Regions from separate parts of the Mus musculus genome. Here region 1 is linked to region 2. The links are chromatin loops, found by intact Hi-C in ENCODE. Cell type or tissue: left cerebral cortex. All regions are shown on one strand. Links, peaks and the distances in the headings refer to the core of each region. The heading gives the core; the rest is flanking DNA.

Evidence for each region. Peaks named below come from ENCODE experiments on the same cell type or tissue, not always from the same donor. Only the 100,000 strongest peaks of a DNase experiment are listed, where the experiment ranks them.
Region 1: it touches region 2 in a loop (2.8-fold over the local background); 1 of 42 quality-filtered maps calls a loop at or near these places.

Annotation. Positions count from the first base shown.
Region 1 is chr15:36,588,477-36,595,828 of GRCm38, reverse strand. Pabpc1 (poly(A) binding protein, cytoplasmic 1) reads left to right here. Exons shown (of 15, transcript NM_008774.3): 15 at 1-171. Among named protein-coding and RNA genes, the nearest start is that of Pabpc1, 17 kb to the left of the region's middle. In left cerebral cortex, for the core only: no CTCF peak of the experiment used is centred there; no DNase peak of the experiment used is centred there.
Region 2 is chr15:36,493,536-36,500,887 of GRCm38, reverse strand. It overlaps Ankrd46 (ankyrin repeat domain 46), which reads left to right and starts at 4,097. Exons shown (of 5, transcript NM_175134.4): 1 at 4,097-4,161; 2 at 4,895-5,011. In left cerebral cortex, for the core only: a CTCF peak has its summit at 4,036 (motif pointing right); a DNase peak (open chromatin) is centred at 4,092; H3K4me3 peaks cover 1,416 bases; H3K27ac peaks cover 1,187 bases.

The sequences.
Region 1 (7,352 bases), core at 2,090-4,589, 95 kb before region 2:
TCAGCAAAGTACAAAAATTTAAAGCATTCCTTTCTTTAATTTTGTAATTCTTTACTGTGGAATAGCTTGGGACATCAGCTCTGTTTTAAGGAGCAGAACTGATGACTGAGCAAGGAAACGTAATTTGGATTATAAAATTCTTGCTTTAATAAAAATTCCTTAAACAGTAGATGGTTATGCTTTTATTTACTTTGATTCTCTGGGCAATTGGCAGATGTAGCGGTAGTTGCTGACTTAATAGTACAGAGCTGAAAGCAGCTACCAATTCTGTGAAGCATACGCAGTTTGGGGGTGGTGTGGATTTAGACAATCTCTCTGTTGCTGGCTAGCCTTAGCCACTCAAGTTTTGGGTTCGTTATGTATGTCTCATCGTTTTCACAATTCTAGTGTGTTCTCAGCTACCCACATTAATTTATTGAGCTCTTCTGTGTATAGTTAGCTTGTTTTTAACATACCAACTTACCATTAGTATGGTTTCTGTGCTACAAAATAAATTCACCTGGTTTTTTTTTTTTTTTTTTTTTTTTTTTGGTAAGATGTGAGTCACAGTAGCTACCCAATGTATTGGGAAAAATGGCATAGTAGGCACCATGACTACCCTGTGCTACTTTTAACCCTACCAGCTTTGAGGTAGTTAAGTACCGTCTGTGCCTCACCCAGACCACTTGGAAAGTAAAGATGGACAAGTTGGGATTGGTTTATGACCTTGACATAAGCTTGTACCCAAGCAACTTGTACTTTGGAAATACAGCTTTATTTTTTGAGGTATGGTCTAAATATGTAGCCCTGATAGCCTAGAATTGAGATTGCCCTTCCTCTACCTCCAACCTGGTGGGATTAAAAGTCCCACTGTAGCGGGGCATGGTTGCGCATGCCTTTAATCCCAGCACTTTGGAGGCAAGGCGGATTTCTGAGGACAGCCTGGTCTACAAAGTGAGTTCCAGGACAGCCAGGGCTACACAGAGAAACCCTGTCTCAAAAAAAAAAGTGCCTGTAATTATTTAGATGGCTGACCTATTGCCATCTAAATGAGGCTGGCTTCAAATTTGGCAGTTTTGCTGAATGCTGGGATTATGGGCATATACTATCATATAGCCAGTTCTGGCCCCACTAGCTGCATATCATTTTAGGACTGCTAAAATTGGGGTCAAATACATGCATATAAAATGGCACCTCATCTTATGGCTTCTCCCTGGAATCACTTTTGGCCTGACTAGACCGGGAATCCTGGTTTGCTTTTGGTCTGTGTCCTTCAGTTGATTGAAACAGGGATTCCATATTGCCCTATTTGGCCTGGAATTTCTGGTCACCCTGACACCCATCTTTTTAAGTGTTGGGATCACAGAATATCACCAGATTTGGCTTTTGAAGATTCCTTGGGAAGGCAGAGAAATAATAAGCATCTTAAATTTAGTAAAGTTTTAGGTTTTGATGTTTTGAAGCAGGTTCTAATTTGAAAAGCTGTTTTTGTGACATTCAGGGACATAGGGTATGCCTAGACTGGCTTTTTTTGTTCTGTGATTGGAATTAATTTCTCAAGGAATAGGAAAATACAGCACATTTGTTTTAAACAGCTTTGTTAATAGATGATGGGCAGAAGCAGTAAGTCTGCAAAATCTATGTCCTACAGAAATTGTTACAGATATGTAAAGAGTTTATTTGCAGAGTTGACTTGGCTTTTCGAGTCAGGGTCTAGCTCTGTAAACCAGACCCACCTGCTTCTCACCTGGGTGCTGGTTTTAAAGGTGTGTGATATCACTGCTGGGCTTTTCAAGTGGAAATTGAAACTGACTTACAGTAGCTTGTGGCAAGGACTTGAGTTAACAGTATATTTTTGATTTTTTGTTTTTCAAGACAGGGTTTCTCTGTGTAGCCAACTCAGAAATCCGCCTACCTCTGCCTCTCAAGTGCTGGGATTAAAGTCGTGCGCCACCACTGCCCGGCTACCTAACAGCATTCTTTTTTTTAATTAGGTATTTTCCTCGCTTACATTTCCAATGCTATCCCAAAAGTCCCCCATACCCACCCCCACAATCCCCTACCCATCCACTCCCCCTTTTTGACCCTGGGGTTCCCTTGTACTGGGGCATATAAAGTTTGCAAGTCCAATGGGCCTCTCTTTGCAGTGATGGCCGACTAGGCCATCTTTTCATACATATGCAGCTAGAGTCAAGAGCTCAGGGGTACTGGTTAGTTCATAATGTTCCATCTATAGGGTTGCAGATCCCTTTAGCTCCTTGGGTGCTTTCTCTAGCTCCTCCATTGGGGGCCGTGTGACCCATCCAATAGCTGACTGTGATCATCCACTTCTGTGTTTGCTAGGCCCCGGCACCTAACAGTATTCTTACAGGTGAGATTTACGGTTTACTGCTTGAGTTATACATGTTAGAGGATTTGTTTAGGGCCATAAGTACGAGTACACTGTGAGTACACTGTAGCTGTCTTCAGTCACCAAAGAGGGCATCAGATCCCATTACACATGGCTGTTGTAATGAGTTGTTGATCTCTCCAACCTCCATGTTTTGTCCTTTTAAAGTGAGTACCAGTTACGATGCAGACATGTTTGTTTGCTTTCATCTTATGTGCTGAGTTTATACCATCTGTGTGCCTGGTTGATGCCCAGGGAACCTAGATGAGGGCCTCAAATCAACTGAAAGTTGTGAGCCACCATGAATAATGGGTGGCCTCTGCACGAGCAGTAACTGCTCTTAGCCACCAAGCCCCTTCTCCAGCTCCCAAGACAAGTCATTTTAACAAGCAGTAGGAAGAATGACATGCCCTTCAGAGAAATGGGCGTAATGTAAGTTTGGACAGGAGACTTGCAACATAGTGTTGCAGTGCTGTTGGCTAGGAGTTCTATGTTGATAACATTAAAGATGTCTTAAACTTAACCAGTTTCCCCTTGGAACAGTTTTTGCTTATTGAGAATTGAGGGTGACTTGGAAACACCAAGGGTGTTGACAGTATATCCAGAAGCTATCATTTTTGTCTAATTTACTTTTTTGATTATGACTTTAAACTTGCATAGCTTCACGATAGATTTTGAGCTGGATAGCAGTGAAGACAACTGATATGCTGAAGTGGAACTGTGTAAGGGCCAACTGGAAACTAGACTTTCCATTTCTGCATGTGCTCACACAGGTAAAAGTGAGGTTAATGTGCTTTGTTCCCAGGATGCAACGTGCCATTACTCCTTTTGCTCCAGCTTAGGTCAACCTCCTGTGAGATACTATGTACTTTGAATTTCTTACTCTTGAGATAAAGTGAGGGTCCAGGCTATGCACTTATGGCGAGCCTCAATTTAGAACAGGTTAATGAACGTGTTCCAACTCTGATGGAAGCCAAGTCCAGCAGTGCACTGTCTGGTTCTTCTAGGCTAGTGGAGGAGACCATGGAATAAGCCTGCACAGTCAAACCAGGCCTTTATGTTTACTCTGATGCAACTAGAACCTATCTGCACTGCCACCTTCTCACTCCTGCCCCTTGGATACCTTTCAGATGTGGCTGTGACTATGCCTGGTTTCAAGTGCTGTGTTGTTGATGTGGCTTACCTGCTGTAGGTTGTGTGTGCACGTTTGGGCAAGTTTGTACCCTCTAAAAGGGTAGGAAAACATACAAGCTGACAATAGTCCAGGAAAACTTAGGTAGCGTGGAGTATTAACCTCAAATTAGCATTCCTTCTGTAGTCAAGGGATTTGTATATTACATAAACATGTCCATTGATAGAACACATTAATAGATGTTTATGATTGCTGATGGAATTCATTTGTGTGTGTATGGTAGTTCTTAAACTTTAAATGAACTTACAAGTTCCTGTGCTTGGTTTCTGTGGGCTAGTATATCTGTTTATCTACATCATATATAGCAGTACTGTTGGCTACCTTGAGACAACATGTGAATATATGAAAGTTTATCCATTGTCTTGTGTGTATAAACTTGTGGTTTTAGTTCTTGGCTATAAAGATAAGCTTGTGTGTAGGCAGGAATCCGTACAACAGTGTTGGGTGTTAGGCTACAGTGAACATTGCTGCGATTTGATGTATTGCACTGGAACAAGGCCCAGTTCTCCTGGGACAGTGGAACACATCACTGAAGGACAATTAGTGTTTTCATATGATTTCCAAAGAGAAAAGTTATTTCAGAGTGTCTGAAAAATCAGGCTAAAATGTAGATTCTTAATGGATTATAAAGTTAAATGTCGTAAAGTGTGTCCTATTTGTGAACTTAAACCTACACTTAAATTTCTCCTTTGAAAATTAGCTTTCTATTTTAACTGTGAATGCTTTACCTATGTGCACATCTGCACCACTTCATTCTTGGTACCTCTCTGGAGGCCAGAAGCATCAAGAGTCCTTGGAACTGGAGTTGCAAGCTACCCTGTGGGTGCCAGGAATCAAACCTAGCTGCTCTGTAAAAACAGATGGCTCTTAACCTCTGAACCATCTCTCCAGCCCTAAATTTTAGTTTAGGTTTGTTTTTGTTTTTTTTTAATTTTTTGGAAAGTTTCATATTGATAACTTTGCTTTTCACCTCCTGTCAATGGTTAGGAAGGAGATTTGCCATTGCAAGAAGAGGCCTATGATGACAGCAGAGACAAGCCAGAGCTTTGCAATGAGATCTGGCCTGAATGCTGGGGTTCTAGATGAGGGAGGCTTTAGCCTCTGGAAGGCAGACACAGGCGGATGCAGGCAGACCCACCCCAGCAAGCACCCAGGCGGAGGCGAGCGTCTGCATTTGCAGCAGGTGCTGCTCACTGTAGGCACAGCTCGGTGTAGGAGAGTGCTGGGGATCCTCACAGACTAGGCTGAACCCTTTGCTGCTTGTGCATCCCCACCCATCTTTCTTTATGGAACGAAGATTAAACCAGGGACCACCATGCTGTCTGTCTGCCTGTCTGCTTGTCTGTGTATTGATGCGGTCTGGCTGAGTTGGGCAGTAACTTCGGTCTCCTGGACCCCTGGGATTCCAGATACCACTAACTCAGTCTGATGGATGCTGCTTCCCTTTACCCACTCGTATCTGTTTCCTTGGGAGAAGGAGTTCTTCCTGAGTTATCTTACACAGGCTGCACCATTTGGGGAGATACGCAGCTAATCAGTCAGTCCTTCCATGACCTCACACCTTCTCTTTGCCAGTCTAGGGCAACTCTGGAATTAAGTTGTCTTTCTTACTGCTCCTCAGATTTTTGTTTGTTGTTTGTTTATTGTTGCTTTCTTTTCTGTAATTGAGATTATTTTATAAATGTTCTTCAACTTGAGTTCATTGTCATGTCCTTAACATTAGCTCCAGGCAAAGGGCTCTCAGTCTGCACATGGCTGCACCCTCACCCCTCGCTCGCCTCAGCAGTCATTCACTAAACTCTTTCTCCTGACCAGCAGTTTGTAGAGATTCTCAAACTCCCTGTCCTTCCAAGCTTCTTCCTCCTAACAGCACCAGCACTTGCTTCTTGGTTGAGTCGCCTATCTGCGCATGGTGACTTTCTGTTTCATAGCTCTTGATATGGTAAGGAAGGTTATCTCCACAGCTGCTGATAGATTACCAGGGAAACCCCACTATTAATACTTTTAAACTCAGTTTACAATCTATCATGTTGGATAGATCTCGGATGTTCTCACTTTCTCAGACATTGTCTGTAAGGCGCTCTTGTATCCTGTGAGCCCCACTCATGAGTTTTAACTTCAAGGTTTATAATTTATACCTAAGTTCATCCTAGCCCTAGAACCTGACACTATATCTATCTTATACATATTTTAGACATTGTGCATGTGGGATGTGTGTTTCTGTCTGTGTGGGTGGTGTCAGGATGAGTGTACACATCTATCTATCAGGACAACTTTCATGGATTGAACGAGGGCTTTGGTGGCAAGCACCCTTCCCTTTAAACCACTGGACCTGCCTTCCACCCTTCCTTAATTGTGAAGACTTCTCTTTTGAGACAGGGTCTCACAGTGTAGCCTACCTAGGCTGACCTTGAACTCACTGTGTAGTCTAGGCCAGCCTCAGAACTTGTTGCCCCAGCTTTCCGAGTGTTTGGATTATAGCAGGGGTCTCTCTCAACCTTTGCATAGTGGCTCTTTGGGTGGGACCACCCTTTCACAGGGGTCACAGAGAGTTATATACATCATGATTGGTAGCAGTAGCAAAATTACAGTTATCACATAGCAAAGTAATTGAATGGGTAGGGTCATGACAATATAAAGAACTGTATTAAAAGGTCGGAGCCGTGGGAAGGCTGAGAGGCACTGGACTAATAGGCATCTTAGACACACTACCACATCTAAGACTTCTGTACTGGGTATGGGTCACTTATTTACAATGCATGTTAGAGATAGCTTTCAATTTGTATTCTGTCTTAGCTTGGTATATGGTGGCTTTCGGCAGAAAGGGACTTGATTTTGCTTTGGTTTGACTGGTCTCAGTCTTCACAACCTCCTTCCTCCCCTTCCAAGTACCTGACCTTAAAGACAGGTTTCCTTAACTGGGAGCTCACTACCTGACCAGGCCGCCCGGCCCGGCCCAGGCTCCCCAGCCGCAGTGTGCACAGTGCTCCCTGCAGCACCTGGCTCTGGAGCAGGCCCCATGCTTTTTGCTCCTCCCAGCTACTGTGTGGTTGCCGGGAACTGAACTCAGAACCTTCGGAAGAGCAGTCAGTGAGTGCTCTTAGCCACTGAGCCGTTTCTGCAGCCTGTACTCTTGATTCTTCAGGCGGTCCGTTCCACTTGCAGCAACATGATACCTAACAGGAAAGATATTTTCAGAACTCTTACATATTCAAGAGTGCTTCCTAGTTTAATTCATTTGGTAATTGAACATTTCTTGTTAAAGTTCATTAATGCTTAAAGTATTAATACTTAGAAATACTTTGTGGTTGAACTTATAAATGCTTGTTTCTCCCATTATATTCCAACTGGTTACTATTTTTAATGCAAGCTTTCATTTTTTTTATTACATTTATTTTGTGTATGTGCTAGAGCACACAAAGTTATCCAAGGACAACATGGTGGAGTTGGTTCTCTTCTACTGTGCGAGGATCAAACTCAGGCTGTCAGGCTTAGCAGCCAGCACAGTGACTGACTGAACCATCTGCCAGCCCATTGATTTGTTTGTATGTTAACTACATCCAGTTACATGGGTTTTTAAATTATTTCTTTCCCTAGAGCAGTTACTTTCAACCTGTGGGTTGTAACCCTTCTAGGGGTCAAATGGCCCTTTCACATCAGATAGCCTGCATATCAAATATTTACATTACAGTTCACAACAGTAGCAAAATGACAGTCATGAAGCAGCAGCAGCAACAACAACGACAACTATGGTTGGGGGTCACCATGATCTGAGCAACTGTATTAAGGGTT
Region 2 (7,352 bases), core at 2,625-5,124:
GACCAGTGGGAATCTTTAGCTTTTTCTGTGCCCAGACTTAACAAGCATCGGGGAATAAACTCAGGCCAGCAGGTTTGGTGGCAAAAGAACTTTTGGCAGCCAGTTGTTGGTTATTGATCCTCCAACACTCCTTTCTAAACCATCCCTGAGCAGCTGGTACAGTTGCATAAGGCAGCTCCCAGAACAAACCCTTTATCTGATCAACACGCACAGTAGTTCTGCACTCCCACAGCCTGGCAGCACAGTCCCCTGAGCAGGGTTTGCAGGGTGTTGGCTGTTGAGCAACTGTGGGAGGGAAGGAAATTACTGCTGGACACTATCTGTGTTTCTGTGGAGTGCTCATTTCCTCTGAGTGAAAGCCGGGATGGCTTTGGGTGGCTCTCGGTGCTTCTGGCATGGCAAAGAAAAACAACCATCTCCTTTCCAGGCTTTCGGCTTCATCGTTCTTAATTAAAACAAACAAACACACACACACACACACACACACACACACACACACACACAAAATCAAGTTGCAAGATGTTTATTTTGTAATTAACAAGGAAAAGAACTCTTATTTTGAAAGTTTGGCTTGCGACACTTTCTAGTTGTGTTGGTTCTTGGAAGAAAATGTTCTTGTGTTAGTTCTTGGCTTTGAATTTTTCCTCAGTTTTGAAAAAGAAAACTGATGTTGCCTGGCACATATATTTATATGGGTTTAAGTGTTTCAGACTGTTAGGGGATGGAGATTGATCCAGCCTAGTGCCAATGAATACATGCTATAGTATGGCGTTCGGTCAGCTCAGTCTGTGGTTCTGTCTGAGAACCCAGGGACCTTTGCACCTATTTCACTGTTAGTTACCAGACCTGAGACTTGTGGGAGCCACGCTTTTCAGGAGCATATCGCCCTCTCCTGGTCAATATATAGTACTACAAGAAACAAACAAAAAAAGACCTGGAACACGACTGCAGGGTCTCTTCATGTAGCCTTGGCTGTCATACAACTCTGTAGACCAGGCTGGCATCAAACTCACAGAGGCCCTTCAGCCTTTGCCTCCTGAGAGCTGGGATTAAAGGCATGCACTGTTAACCCTGCATTAGGAGGGACCTCTTTCTTTACAAGTCCTGAGTGTTTTTTAAAAAACACTTCAGCATTCTGAACACATCTCTTTCTGCACAGAGAACTGGTTCTGACTAGAGGATTGTATTCTTCAGACTAGGGTCCCCATTTGTATTTTTAAAAGTCTTCTGCATTTTCTGAGACCATGTAGGAAGGCTTAATCAGCACAACCTAGACTTTCATTTCCTGCTCTGAGCAATCTTCTGTCCTCGCCTTGCTTGGATCTAACTCGGCCTTCTCCACCCAGCCCTGTTACACATTCGGATTCCTGGAGCAGCAGAAACACAGCCGCCCACACTCCGCTCTTGTACAACTTTGAATCGGTCTTGACTGGGCGCAGGTGATTTTAAAGTTCCTGGGGTGATTCCACTGTGCCACTCGGTGGAGACCCACTAAGCAAATAATCCCCAATGCAGCCCACGTGCCCATCCTCTTGTGGAGGTGCTGAGAATTCAAGGGTAAACGTGGGACTCTGTAACACAGATCGATCCTTCGCTATCACCACAGGAGCCATACACGTGGTGCCCTCTAACTCCGAAGAATAAATATGGAGTCTCAGAATAAACATTTATCCAAACACATCACTGCTGTCTTTTCCTCAATGGAAAAGGCTCCTTTATTCCATTATCTTATCCCAGTTGGAACTTGCAACCAAATGTATCTGTGGTGACGAATACACAGAGGGACGTTTTCCTGATTAAAGTCTAAGATCAGACACAGATGGCAGCCTTTAAATGTCCGCTTCCCCACAGTCTCCAGAACCTACACACATGCAGCTCTGCGTAGTGTCTTAGTTTCTTTCTCTGTTTCTGTGATAAAGAAAGGTGACAAAGAAAGCTTGTGGAATGAAAAGCTTAGTTTTGGCTCATAGTTCAGGGCACAGTCCATCTCTTCAGAGAAGCTGTGGCCATAAACGCTTGAGACAGCTGGTCAGAGTGCATCCACAGTCAGGAAGTGGACAGCAACGGGTGCCTGCTTCTGCTCAGTTCCCTTCTCTGTGGACACAGGCCAAGGTCACAGCCAGGGAATGGTGTTGCCCGAAAAGGATGGGTCTTCCTAGTTCAGTTAATGTAACCAAGATAATGCTCTCCAGGCCCACCCAGGGCACCTCCTGGGTGACTCTAGACGCCATGTAGATAGTGTCACTCCAGGGAAAGGGGACTTTTCGAGAGTGATCATCCAAACGAGGGTCCTGAGATGAGGAGATCATTCTAGAGCATCTAAGAGTCTCCCACAAAGCACAGGAGTGTGATAAGATGTGAGAGAAAGTCTGAGAAGATTCTGGCATGGAGGCGAAATCCAGGGAAGAGAAAAGGCATCGAATGGAGGAATGGCCACAGCAGGGGGACAGAGGTGGCTTTAGAAGCTGAGTAAGGTAGGGAGTTTCTGAAGAGCCTCGAAAAGCAATGTAGCACTTGGATTTTAGCAGGGTGATAACACTGTGCGCCTTCCTGGCATGTAAAATGACTAAATATAATCTTTGATTTATGGTCACTCCCATTAAGTATCAAGATATTGCTGGGATATAAAAGTATCATCTATGAAGATGTTCAGTCTTCACTGTGTCAAGTCCGCAGACATGGGGACAAGGATTCAGAGAGCACAGGCAACTCACAGTCCATTTCCTTAATCTCCTCAGAGGAAGAAAAAAAGCTGCCTTCACAGTCCTTACATTTTCCCCATTGATCAGAAGCCATAATTCGTGAAGAAGAAAAGATAAATTAGAATACAATCAATAAACTCTCAAGTTGTTTGATACACCAACCGGGGAAGAATAAATTGTAAGAATAGAATTATCATTTAAATTACCCAATGATTTGGCACAGTGCATGGGCATATATGAAGATATTATGGACTTAGCCACTGACAAATTGATTAATGTATCCCCAATTTACAGAATATTTATAGTCAGTCACTGCACAAGTAAATGTTAAATAGCTAAAGATGATTGGCAGCCCTGGGGATGGCTGAGCTCACCCTGCCCTGGTGTGTGGCCTGTGTGTGTATATGTGCACAGGCCCATGCATTCACAAACATGAGTGTGCAAACACTTAACATGCACTTGCACATGGAGACCAGAGGTCAGCCTCAGGTGACATACCTTAAGAGCCAATCATCTTGATTTTTTTTTGAGAGGACTCTCATTAAAGCCCATGAATAGCCCAGGCTGGCAGACTGGTCAGGGGGACCACTGAGACCCAGCTATCTCCTACTAGCCAGAACTTGGATTACCACATGCCAGCATGCTTGGCTTTTTATGTGGGTTCTGGGGTGACTTCAGGACCTTATGCTTGCAATGCAGGTCCTTTACCAACTGAGCTATCTCTCCAGCCTTCTTATAATCCTTAAATGAAAGGAATATGAGGTTTCCTTAAGCCAGGCAATACTCCTATACATCTATTTGACATTGCCGGGGGCTGGGGGCGGGAGGACGACTTAGATGTAATTCTTGAACAGACAACACCCTACAGGGTCATCTGGTGGGTTGGATGATACTAGAATTTGTAGAACAGTGTTTAAAAGAAGTCACCTTGGCTATATGACTGGAGTTGAGAGAGAGAGAGAGAGATAGAGAGAGAGAGAGAAGCTCTGTGAAAGAATGTTCCATATATGGGTGTATCATCATTTTCACATGTCATGATAAGTCAAGGAACCCTTATAAGTGGGTGTAAGCATTCACTCTGAATAATAACTCGGCAGGATTATAGCTTAGAGTAGACTTGTCAGCCATTATTTGCTAACTTGTGGATTCAGATTTTAAACACCTCCCCTGCAGCCCTAAACTAATAAATTAATGCGCGTGGCACTTAATATATTTGTTTCTGCCTTTTAAATTTCTACTTAGTTGAGGGAATGGGATGTATGTTTTTTAAAAGGGGTGAATGTGCGCGATGCTGGCTAGAGGCCGAACCGCCATGAGAGCCTCCCGCCTGCAGGGGGCGCGCCGCCGCGGGGTGCGAGGCCGCTCTGCCCTCGCGAGCTCCACCTCTGTGGTCGTCCGCGCCCCGCCTGTCGCCGCTGGAGAGGAGGAGCTGCTGCCATCACTGCTGCCGCGGGCGCAGGTACCAGGGCCGGGGCCGTGGGCAGCAGCTGGGCGGGAGCCGGTGACAGCTCCTCTGAGGGCCGTGGAGCCCGGCGCGGGTCCGAGCGGCTTCCGCGCGGGCGATGCTGGCAGGAGGGCCCGGGTCAGGCCTGGGAGCTTGCGCGGATGATGCCCGCGGGTATTCGCGGGTCTCAGGCAGCCCACGCCCCAGCCCGATGGCGGCGTCCTTCCCAGGCAGGGATTCAAAGCATAGCTAGGAATTGTCAACACCTTAGCGGTTCACGAGGAGACCGAAGCCCGGGCGTGCGTGGGCGCTGTGGAGGTGCGTGTGATCTGTCCGGACTGTCACACTGCCCAGGGTATCCGCGGAGAGAAAAGATTTGCACACTTTGCGCTTAGGCCTCAGGTGATCATGAACTTTCACACTTGACACGCGTCGTTAAAACGCAGTTGCTTCCTCTCCGGATTTCCCAACAACCGTCTTAGGGAGAAGACATTTATTTTAACAGCGTTCCACAGACTCTAGAATTGGCTGCGGAATGTAATAAGTGTGTGTTATTGAAGAGTAAATAACACTGCCCACTCTTCAGAACGTGGCATTAGTACTTAGGCGCTTCCCAAGGTGCCATCAGTGGTGTGGTGATTTTTCATGTTACAGTAACAGCTGGCTATCTTCATGTCAGATATTGTGCCTAATGGTCCTTTTTAAAATCTTTGCAACAACCCTGACAAGTACCATCTCTGATTTGCAGATAAAGAAGCTGAGGCACAGAGTCTTAAGTCAACCTGTCCAAGCCCAGACAGTTGGCAGACTAAGTGGGACCGGAGACGCCCAAGACTTCACGCCAGCATCCCTTTACCTTGCAAAGGTAGTAGTGTTCCTTAAGATTTTTGTTTATTGATAGAATTCGTAGCCTGAACTGGTTTCTCTTAGACTTATGCTTATGGAGTATGCAAGAGCCTGTGCCACTGTCCTTTTAGTTTCAAGGGAGTTTAATGAGAAATGCATTTGTTCTTTAAGCCTTGTAGTGATAATAAAGTTAAATGTCCTGGATTCTTACTGTTTCAGCATAGGTTGATTTGATGGAGGAGTGCGTCTGTGATTGTCTATCCACATTAGCTGTGTGTTGGTTAGTTGTATTTTCACAGCAGTTCTAGTGAGTGTACCTTGCACACATAGCATTCTGCCAAGCAGAAAGATTCCCCGACTCCTACAAGAAGCTAGTGTCTCACAGGATACCAGAGAGACGTGGGAGAGAACTGCTACGTGGTGAGGAACGAAGGATACACAGCACAACCTGTAAGCAAACTGAGCTAGTGACTGCAGGATCAAGGGTTTGCACTGTGAGACTGGGGATGTGATTTCCCAGTCCCAGAGACTGGGGCGTTAGAGTCTAACTAAGTTCCTTTACTATTGCGGAGACAAAGACAGAGGACTCCAGTCTGTCACCATGGAGAAGTGATGGTGACAGGGACTTGAGGCAGCTAGTCGGATTGCAGCTTTGCAGGTCACAAATCCCCCGTAGGCGTGTCCATAGGCCAACCTAACCTAGACACTTCCTCTGACACTCCCTTCCCGGGGCTTTCTCCTTCTGACAACCAAAGCTAACCACCACCGAGTCCCAATTTGCTTAGCTGTATTAGGATTTAATGTGTTAGGATTTCATACACTAGGATTTAATTCATTAGGATTTAAGAGTTGTGTTGTCCAGAGCTGCATGAGATGTGTCAGCACAAGCCTTTAATCCTAGTACGAGGGAGGTAGAGGCAGGCAGATCTCTGAAACTTAGAGGCTAGCCTGGTCTACATAGAGGACAGCCAGAGCTGTTACACAGAGAAACCCTGGCTCATACTGCCCCTCCCACCCCATAAAGAGTTGCGTTGCCAGGGTTCATACAGCTGACCCACAGCCTGATTTTCATGGTGGGGCAATTCTAAGAACCAGGGGTAACCTAAGTCCTTGATCTAATGGAGTTAATGTCCCCTGCAGGAAGATGGGGATAATAAAGTGATCTGCTTAAAAGTGGAAATAAATCCAGCTAGATGGTAACAATGACTAAGAAGAGCAAAGCAGGGCAGGGGTAGGCCGTGCTGGGAGAGGAGCTTAGACAGCTTTACAGTAGGAAATCATGTCCGAGAGAATGCTCTGAAGTGATAGTGATGGTGCAGGCAGGGGCAAGGGTCAACAAACGAGGGCACAGCAAACACAGAAACCTAGAGAACACCAGCCTGCTGGAGGACTCACAAGGAGCCTCTGGGTTTGAGCAGAGCGTGTCAGGGAGGAGTGAAGCTAGAAGCCTGGTGGATGCAAGTAAAGACGGACGTCTCCGCAGGCAGGAGGAGGTGGTCGGAGTGCTCGGATCAGCAGAGCAGCAGGGCTGACTTAACGTGTTCAGGCTGACTGTGAGACCAAAGACGGAGTCAGAGAGACGGAAGCACCATAGCCCTTCATTATTCCCGCGGATATAATCCAAGACCTCCATGAACACCTGGAACCTTGGATAGTACCAGGTCCTCTATATAGAGTGCTGTTTTTCCTTTATATACATGTACATGATAAAATTACCTGTAAGAGGTTATTAACAGTAACAAAATAGGACAATAAATAGCATTATGCTATAATAAAAGTTACATGAATTGGTCTCTGCCTATTTAAGAATATATATTGTATGTCCATCTCCTTAAGGGGTTTGAGGTGACAAGATGTCTGCATGGTGAGATGAAGCGAGGTGAATGGTAGAGGCATTTCCACAGGAGCCAGAAGCATTGCGTTGCCAGTGCTGTGGCAGCTGATCTGATAGTCTGGATGGTGGCTAAATGCCCGTGGTAAACACAGGGCCTGCTACACAGAGAGTGATACATGCCCAGGCTGGGACAGAGCTGGAAGGCCGGAGAACTGATGAATTCTTTCTGCAGTTTCCCATCTATGTCCCGGACTATGATTGACTGTGGGTTGTTGAAAGCAACAAAAGTAAAGCCATGAATAAGGGCTCTGTGTAGTAAGAGCAGTCATGTTCGAGAAAACGATGTGCTGACTACTGAAAGCACATGTGGGGGTAGGTGGCACACGAAGCAGAAGTTGGGTTTAGTCATAGTTGAGATGCCTGCTCAGATACATCAGGAGAGACTAGGATTCAAGACAGAGGAAGTTATCAGGAAGATGGGGCATTGGCCAGTTGAGGAGAGGAAAGATGTATTTTCCTCGTAACT